2 separate regions of the Homo sapiens genome follow, and region 2 is linked to region 1. The links are chromatin contacts, found by Hi-C or POLR2A ChIA-PET in ENCODE. All regions are on one chromosome and are shown on one strand. Each heading gives the region's core, a stretch centred on a gene start or an enhancer-like site at or near the end of the contact. The rest is flanking DNA. Distances are from core to core; before and after follow the strand shown. Region 1 has its middle 14 kb from the start of PXDC1. Region 2 holds the start of FAM50B (family with sequence similarity 50 member B).

Region 1 (4,570 bases), core at 1,328-3,827:
CAAAATTAATCAACACTGTGTCTTGTATGTAATACAAGTTCATAGAGCCATGAACTTGTAATATAGCTTCATGGAAGTATCCACAGGGTGTTGACGAGTGTGGCAGCAGCTGTTTCTAAAGCCTCCTTATTCCTGAGACGCCCTGGCTTGTTGCATGCCCCTCACCAAAACACACAACAGCCCCTCAGCAAATTAAGTCCAGAATATTGCATTTTACACCCAAATGCCCCAAGATAGATATTCAAGTAAACTTAATAGAATCACTTAACATTCTAGCTGAAAAGGACTTGAGTGATCATTTAACTATAGTGAATGTTGGTTGTAAAATCATTAATGCCCTGCAGGGCAGAGATGTTGTCCTGACTGTATTTGCATGAGTAGTATCACATAACATAGAGACTTTCTAGACTGGTACCCAGTCATGATTTTATTCCGTGAGTGTGTGAAAAAGGGATTGAGGTCCTTCAGCCTCATTCAAGGAGTTGTGGAGGGAGTTTTGGGTTGATGTCTACCTCATTTGATATCTGCTCATATCTATGTGTCCAGCATCTTGTTCATTTTTTGCAGCCTCAATCTGATCACACATTCAGCCACTTAGGACTAGGTGAGCAAGAGCTGTTGGTTCAGAAAACCAAGGCTGAATTCCATTGTCCCTTACCTGATGGAGCGGAGAGGCTCCTGGAAAGATATGGTTTGACTAAATTTCTATACATTTATTTGAATGGACATGAATTTGTAGCAGGTGGTATATTTCACCACTTAGCCTTACCCACATAAGGGGGCTTGGATTTGTCCCCAACAGCATTTCTGAATAGCAAGGACCCATGCTGTTTTGGAGGGAATTGTATGCTGTTTTGGAGGGAATTGTATGGTTTGAGCCATTCAAGGCAAGTAACATGAGGCCATTGTGAGGGGGCTCATCGAGGTGTTTGGGCAGAGATGGGCATACCATCCATAGGCAGTGGGCAGGTGGGTGCCCTTGGAGGGCCTGGCCCAATGAGGACAGGACAAGCAGCTTCTCACTGCCTGCAATGCATGATCCACAGACATGGTTTGGCTTCCATGAGGTGGTGGTTGGTGTATGCTGGCTGCCAGTCGGCCCTCTCCATTCCCAAGTCCCTCCCCACCCACCTCCAAAGCCACCCCTGCCACCATGTTCCCTTCCACACCCTCCCAGTGACTTTAGGCTCTTCCTTTCCTCTCTTTCCAGGGTAAACTTCTTGTTTCCTCCCTCCTGTGGCCTTTCTATTAGAATCTCAAGAGCATTATTGGGGGATGGGAAACCCTGGCTTACTTCTCCTTTTATCACTGACACAATTTTAATTCTTCTTGAAGGTTAGTCTAAGGAAGTGGGGGAAAATTTACATCGAGATGATGTTTGAAGATACCTTACTACAAGCCAAGAGAACATTAGAGTCCCACGTCACCCTTCTGTCTGAAACAAATAATCACGTCCTGATTCCCTTCTGGCTTTTGTGTGTATTTATATGTTCACCCAGGTTTGCTCAATGCAGGTATGGGCATTTCAGTGAAAGCCTCTATTTTACCCTTCTCTCCTTCTCTCTAGTTGGCCAGAATATTTGCTTCCAAGTGCAGCCCAAATTACTTACCTTAATTGTCTGCACCTCCCAAGTATTTCAGCTAATTGTCGAATTGTTGCTACTCATTGTCTTGTGACTGTGTATACCTCACCCACGGGGCTTAAATTCTGCCCAAGCAAAAAGGGCTTGGTGAACTGAAACCAGAAAAAAAGTTCAAGGCAATGGAACAAATGCCAATGTCTTGGTTCAAGGAGCGACTTTTACAGAATTACGTGCATTCGTACCAGTTGTTATGATGAATTGTTCTGACACTCATCCAGACAGAAAAATAATTGAAGTTCCTTTCCCAGGGGTTCTCTAACTCAAACACTCAAAACGACCTGACCTCAGCCCAGAGCAGAAGTCACAAGGCCAAGATTCAAAAAATAAGTAAATACATTTATAAGGAGATATAAACTGCTTTCCGAAAACATCCAATTTGGGTCAATGATTGATGAAGAACTAAGAATAACTGGAACATTTGCTTTTCCTTATTTTTAAAATAATTAAAGTTACTTATAATGCTTATATAGACCTCTGAGCAAGGAGTGTGTGTGTGTGTGTGTGTGTATGTGTATGTGTAAGTTTATGCTTGAAGATCTTTGTTGCTACTCCTACCCCCATCCCCCTGTATATATTCTAGAAACCAGTGCTAGTTCTGATGACCAACTTTGGGCTAAACCACAGCTATACTTTGGAAGCTATGCAATCGCAGACTACTCTGCAGATTTTGCTTTTTGTTAATAACCTATTTTAAAGTTCAGCAGACTGGCATCTCTTTTGATGCTGATTATACTCCTTCTAAAACTCCACTCCAAGTTCAGCGTCAGCAAATCCCAGTCTGACAGAAAGTAAGATTGTTTTCTCAGTTTGCCAGTACACTGCATTTCAGAGACAGGCTCAACCCCAAAGTCGCTGCTGTGGCAGAGCTCATGCCGCGCCTTTTGGACCACAGTGACAGATGGTTTTGCTTAAAGACAATCCCTCTGAGATAGCTCGTCTGCCCAGGCGGCTGTGTGGGCATGCTTCGGGCATGTAGCCAGCGCTCACATGCTATCCACATATTTCACATCCATAACCACACCCGCATATAGTTTAAACACTGTCTGGTCTTCAGAGGCCTTTATGTAACTTTATATTCAATGAAAATAGCTCTTGGTGATTAATTTTGCTGCTTTTGGCCCCTTTCAGGGAAACAAGTTTGACACTTAGTCTGTATTTTTCAAAGCGAGAGAAAATGGAATTGAAAAGAGTGTTTTCTAATGAATTAATTCCAGTGATGTTGAGTCCAACATGAGAAGAAATGTAATTCCTCCTGGAATGCAACTGCACACCTACTGCTCAATGATGTATAATAACTATTTTATTCCAAAAAGGATTTGAAGTGGCTTCCAAAAAATGAGTGACATTAATAGCTAAGGATATTGGGGAGAAACTGGGCATAGCCGATGGATTTCACTTGCCTGTGGCCGTGGCTGTTCATTTTCGTTCATGAGGTGTAAGAAATGAGGAAGGGTGGCTGACCAGGGGACAACGACACCACATCTGGGAATACCCTCCTTCAAATCAGAGACTTACAGGAAAACGGACAGGCCGGCGCACATTATTCAGGCCATTCTCAAATGTTTAATAACTGTTTCATATCAATATCAAGTTAAGCACATTTTAGTAAGGTGGGTGAACATGTTTGCCCATATCCCAAATTATCCCAGACTCTCCACTGTACAGGAAGCGGACAGTGTCTTCCACCAACGCCTGCTTCACAAGGTTTATTCCTTAATAGCCAGACTTGGCCTCTTTTCTTAGCTCTGAGCTGTGAGGCACAGTCAGTGTTTTCAAACAAAAGGTATTTCCAGGAAATCTTCTGTCTGAGGAAGGACGAACACACAGTTCTCTTAGTTGGGGAGCGTGGGAAGGAGGGAAGCAAAGGTGTGGGGGACTTTGGTATTCTCTCTTCTTAACCCAGTACTTGGAGGGTATTCTCCCAGGCCGTTCAGTGGAACAACAAAATGGCTGGAAAACAACACTTTTAAAAAGTTTCTTCCTGGGCACGGTGGCTCATGCCTGTAATCCCAGCACTTTGGGAGGATGAGGCGGGTGGATCACGAGGTCAGGAGTTCGAGACCAGCCTGGCTAACGTGGTGAAACCCCCTCTCTACTAAAAATACAAAAATTAGCCAGACGTGGTGGTGCACACCTGTAATCCTAGCTACTCAGGAGGCTGAGGCAGGACAATTGCTTGAACCAGGGAGGCAGAGGTTGCAGTGAGCTGAGATTGCGCCACTGCATTCCAGCCTGGGAGACAGAGCAAGAGTCTGCCTCAGGAAAAAAAAAAAGTTTCTATGACAACATGTTATGAATGAGCACACTTCCTAAGGAAATGAAACTCCTAAATGCATCAGTAACTTTATTGGGGATCTGGAAGTTGTCTTTTTTTTTCAGTTTGCTAATTATAAATCCAGACGCAAAACCTATGACTTTACCCAATTAAGCAGTTTTTTCACATATTTTTTTCATTTTTTTAAAAATATATTGATCCAACTGTAATAAACATATATTCTGTAACTGTAATATGTTATTTCCCTGCAAATGTTCCTCTTTATCCACATTTTTCCATCCTTTCACCACTCATTCCTTCAACATATTTTTATTACCAGCTAGCAAATAGAGTAAGAACAGCATCAATATGAGCAGAGAATTCTTCTATACTCTGTTTCTTAACTAAAGATAAACAAAGGCCAGGCGCTGTGGCTCACACCTATAATCCCAGCACTTTGGGAAGCTGAGGCAGGCAAATCGCCTGAGGTCAGGAGCTCAAGACCAGCCTGGCCAACATGGTAAAACCCTGTCTCTACTAAAAATACAAAAATTAGCCAAATGTGGTGACAGACGCCTATAATCCCAGCTACTCGGGAGGCTGAGGCAGGAGAATTGCTTGAACCTGGGAGGCGGAGGTTGCAGTGAGCCAAGATCACGCCACTGCACTCCAG
Region 2 (4,261 bases), core at 1,606-4,105, 83 kb after region 1:
GTGGTTGCCAAAGGCTGGGCCTGTGGCAGTTTCTTAAATCAATATTGAGTTTGTCACATTGATTGATTCTACCTTTCACGAAAGATTTCTTTGTAACATGTAATGCTGTTTGAATCAACTTCTTCCAAACTTCTGTTAATGTTGATATTTTACCTCCTCCCAAAAACTGTGAATGTCCTTCATGGCACCTACAGTGGTGAATGCCTTCCAGAAAAATTTCAATTTACTTTGCCCAGATCCATCAGAGAAATCATTACATACAGCAGCTATAACCTTTGGAAATGTATTTCTTAAATAATAAGACTTAAAAGTCAAAATTACTCCTTGATCTATGGGTTGCAGAATGGATGTTGTGTTAGCAAGCATGAAATCAACTTTAATCTCCTTGAGCATCTCCATCAAGCTCTTAGGTGACCAAGTGCATTGTTAATGAGTAATAATATCTTGAAAGGAATAATCAGAGCAGTAAGTCTCAACACTGGGCTTAAAAATATTCAGTAAACCATGCTGTAAACAGATGTGCTGTCCTCCAGGTTTTGTTGTTCCATTTACAGAGCACAGGCACAGTAGATTTAGCATAATTTTTAAGGGCACTAAGATTTTCAGAATGGTAAGTGAGCATTGGCTTCAACTGAAAGTCTCCAGCTACACTAGCCCCTAGCAAGAGAGTCAACCTGTCCTTTGAAGCCATGAAGCCAGGCATTGACTTCTCCTCTCTAGATATAAAAGTCCTAAATGGCATCTTCTTCCAATAGAAGGCTATTTTGTCTACATTGAAAATGTATTGTTTAGGGTAGCCTCCGTCATCAGTGCTCTTAGCTAGATCTTCTGGATAACCTGCTGCAGCTTCTCCATCACACTTGCTGCTTCACCTTGCACTTTATGTTATAGAGGTGACTTCCTTCCTCAGCCTCATGAACCAACCTCTGCTACCTTCAGACTTTTCTTCTGAAGCTTCCTCACCTCTCTCAGCTTCACAGAATTGAAGAGACTTAGGGCCTTGCCCTGGATTAGGCTTTGGTTTAAGGGAATGTCGTGGCTGGTTTGATCTTCTATCCAGACCACTAGAACTTTCTCCATATAAGCAATAAGGCTGTTTTGCTTTCTTATCATTCATATGTTTACCAGGAAAGCGCTTTCAGTTTCATTCAAGATTTTTTTCCTTTGCATTCACAACTTAGCTAACTGTTTGGCAAAAGAGGCCTAGCTTTTGGCCTATCCTGGCTTTTGACATACTTTCCTCACTGAGCTGAATCATTTCTAGCCTTTGATTTAAAGTGAGAGACGTGTGACACTTCTTTTCACTTGAACACTTAGAGGCCATTGTAGGGTTATTAATTGGCCTAATTTCAATATTGCTGTGTCTCAGGCACTAGGGAAGCCTAGGGACAGGAAGAGAGATGAAGGAACAGCCAGTCAGTGGAGCAGTCAGAACATACATAACATTTATCAGTTAAATCAATAAACGTCTTTGTCTTCTACTGCACACTTCGGAGTGCCCCCAAACAATTACAATAACCTCACAGAACGATGATCACAGATCACCATAGCAGATATCACAATGAAAAAGTCTGAAATATTGCAAGAATTACCAAAATGTGACACAGGAACACGAAGTGAGCACATGCTGCTGGAAAAATGGAGCCAGTAGGCGCTTGACGCTGTGTTGCCACAAATCTTCAATTTGTAAAAACAAAAACAAAACACACAGTATCCCAGAGCTCAATAAAATAAGATATTCTTGTATTCTGGTGATGGGGCAACAATGAGAAGGCTTTAGATTAAAAAAAATGCTAATTTCCTAGATTAAGGCAAGTGGTGGGGAATGGGAGAAAAAGGAAAGTGTGAAAGGCTCTTCTGTAATTGATTACCTGTGGAGGAACGTCATTCCAGGAAAAGGCCTAGGTTTCTGGCTTGGACAATTTGATGAGGGCTCACACCGTGCTGTTCTCCTCTGGATATGTGGGTGCCATATGTAATTATCATATGATTCACGCTTCTTGGTAAGGTTATGCTCACAGGCATTGTTGCTCTTAGGCGGGAGGAGGCTGAACCGCAGTATGTATTTCACAACCAGCTTTTCCAAACTAGGTCCCAGGAAGCACTGGTTTCGGCGAGTGTTACCAGATCTCCTGCAGGGGAGAAACGGTCACGAAACATGAACTGGTCTGCCCTGCTCTTGGAGAGTTACAGTGGAAACTGGCATGTTAGAGGCTCACAGTAAAGACACTGCTACACTTTAACTCAGTGTCCCATGGTTATTAGAGCTTAGAACCCGGGGGAAACTGCTGTATAGAAGAGGTCAAACAAGCTGAGTGCAGGTTTTGTCACGAAACTGGGGGGCGAGTAGGGTTCTATTATCAAAGAATGGTTGTGTTGGGGCCATAAGAAAGAATTACAGGCAGTGGTGCGCAGGTAATGTTCACGAGACGCCACAGCGGGGTAGCATCAGAGGCGGGAGGAGGAGGGTTGGAGAGCAGGGCCGTGTTGCAAGGCTCTCTGGGTGGCCACAGCAGCTTGCGCTGCGCCCACATTGCTTCTGCGTGTTTACAGTTGGGCACGAGAAGGCTCAGCACGCACGCACAGCAGGTGGGGGCCCGCCCTGCCCACAGCGTGAAAACAGGAGCCCCGGCCAGCCACGGCTGGGCAGGGCCAGAAGCGCCTCCTCCAGGATCCTCCCCGCGCTGGCCCGCCCCACAGGAGCACCGCCCCTACCAGGAGCCCGGAGCTCTTCCCAGGGCCCGCCTCCCCGCCAGGGGGCGATCCACCTCCACTTCCTGTTTCCGCAGCCGCCCTACCAGGAGCCTGGCACTCTCCTCAGGGCCCGCCTCCCCGCCAGGGGGCGCACCGCCTCCACTTCCTGTGTCCACGGCTGTCGCGAGAGCCCGGGGCGAGTGGGCCTCTGCTCGTGGGTGGTTCTCGTGGAGGTCAGCTCCCGCGTGTCTCCGCTCGACAGGGTGCTTGGGCAGGTAAGGGTCCGCTCAGTAGCCCAACCCTCTCTGTATGCAGCTCCCCAAATTCAGCGCTGCGCTCAGGCATGGCAGCCACCCGTTACGTGGGGCCGTTCGCATTTGCATTTATTGAGGTCAAATAAAATGCTGGAAATTGGTGCCTGGTGACACTGTCAGGTTGGTGGTTACCCTAGCAGGTCGGCCCAGCCCCTGAACGCTTCCATCACTGCCGAAAGCCCTGTGAGGAGGCGCAGAGCTGAGCATTCCCCGCCGTTGCGTGGGCCCCCCTCTACCTGCCGCGTTTTTCCTCTTTGCTGCAGAGCCCATCGGGTAGGCGCGGGCCATGGCGCAGTACAAGGGCACCATGCGCGAGGCAGGCCGTGCCATGCACCTCCTCAAGAAGCGCGAAAGGCAGCGGGAGCAGATGGAGGTGCTGAAGCAGCGCATCGCCGAGGAGACCATCCTCAAGTCGCAGGTGGACAAGAGGTTCTCGGCGCATTACGACGCCGTGGAGGCCGAGCTGAAGTCCAGCACGGTGGGCCTGGTGACCCTGAACGACATGAAGGCCCGGCAGGAGGCCCTGGTCAGGGAGCGCGAGCGGCAGCTGGCCAAGCGCCAGCACCTGGAGGAGCAGCGGCTGCAGCAGGAGCGGCAGCGGGAGCAGGAGCAGCGGCGCGAGCGCAAGCGTAAGATCTCCTGCCTGTCCTTTGCACTAGACGACCTCGATGACCAGGCCGACGCGGCCGAGGCCAGGCGCGCCGGAAACCTGGGCAAGAACCCCGACGTGGACACCAGCTTCCTGCCAGACCGCGACCGCGAGGAGGAGGAGAACCGGCTCCGAGAGGAGCTGCGCCAAGAGTGGGAGGCGCAGCGCGAGAAAGTGAAGGACGAGGAGATGGAGGTCACCTTCAGCTACTGGGACGGCTCGGGCCACCGGCGCACGGTGCGGGTGCGCAAGGGCAACACGGTGCAGCAGTTCCTGAAGAAGGCGCTGCAGGGGCTGCGCAAGGACTTCCTGGAGCTGCGCTCCGCCGGCGTGGAGCAGCTCATGTTCATCAAGGAGGACCTCATCCTGCCGCACTACCACACCTTCTACGACTTCATCATCGCCAGGGCGAGGGGCAAGAGCGGGCCGCTCTTCAGCTTCGATGTGCACGATGACGTGCGCCTGCTCAGCGACGCCACCATGGAGAAGGACGAGTCGCACGCGGGCAAGGTGGTGCTGCGCAGCTGGTACGAGAAGAACAAGCACATCTTCCCCGCCAGCCGCTGGGAGGCCTATGACCCCGAGAAGAAGTGGGACAAGTACA

The links. A loop is a pair of places that touch in the nucleus more often than their neighbours do. ChIA-PET counts read pairs that join two places held with the same protein, here RNA polymerase II (POLR2A). Pooled maps may share reads with other maps.
Region 2: a map of B cell shows a loop between it and region 1 (4-fold over the local background). The contact joins the promoter of FAM50B here to the enhancer-like site in region 1. A Hi-C loop is called at or near these places in 11 of 168 maps with a recorded cell type or tissue (A673, B cell, CD4-positive, alpha-beta memory T cell and 8 more), 17 of 37 single-sample maps with no recorded cell type and 18 of 50 pooled maps. POLR2A ChIA-PET finds 5 or more read pairs at or near these places in 13 of 52 experiments (AG04449, AG04450, B cell and 10 more).

What each region holds. Positions count from the first base shown.
Region 1 is chr6:3,763,839-3,768,408 of GRCh38, forward strand. No RefSeq gene overlaps it. Among named protein-coding and RNA genes, the nearest start is that of PXDC1, 14 kb to the left of the region's middle. Within about 2 kb of position 2,578, at least 3 of the 41 ENCODE cell types and tissues checked have a DNase peak (open chromatin) inside an H3K27ac peak, as active enhancers do.
Region 2 is chr6:3,846,518-3,850,778 of GRCh38, forward strand. It overlaps FAM50B (family with sequence similarity 50 member B), which reads left to right and starts at 2,856. Exons shown (of 2, transcript NM_012135.3): 1 at 2,856-2,969; 2 at 3,272-4,261. The coding sequence starts at 3,295. It overlaps LOC107986557 (a long non-coding RNA gene), which reads right to left and starts at 2,849. Exons shown (of 3, transcript XR_001743931.2): 1 at 2,799-2,849; 2 at 1,872-2,132. RefSeq lists a silencer at 2,530-2,649 and an enhancer at 2,920-3,039.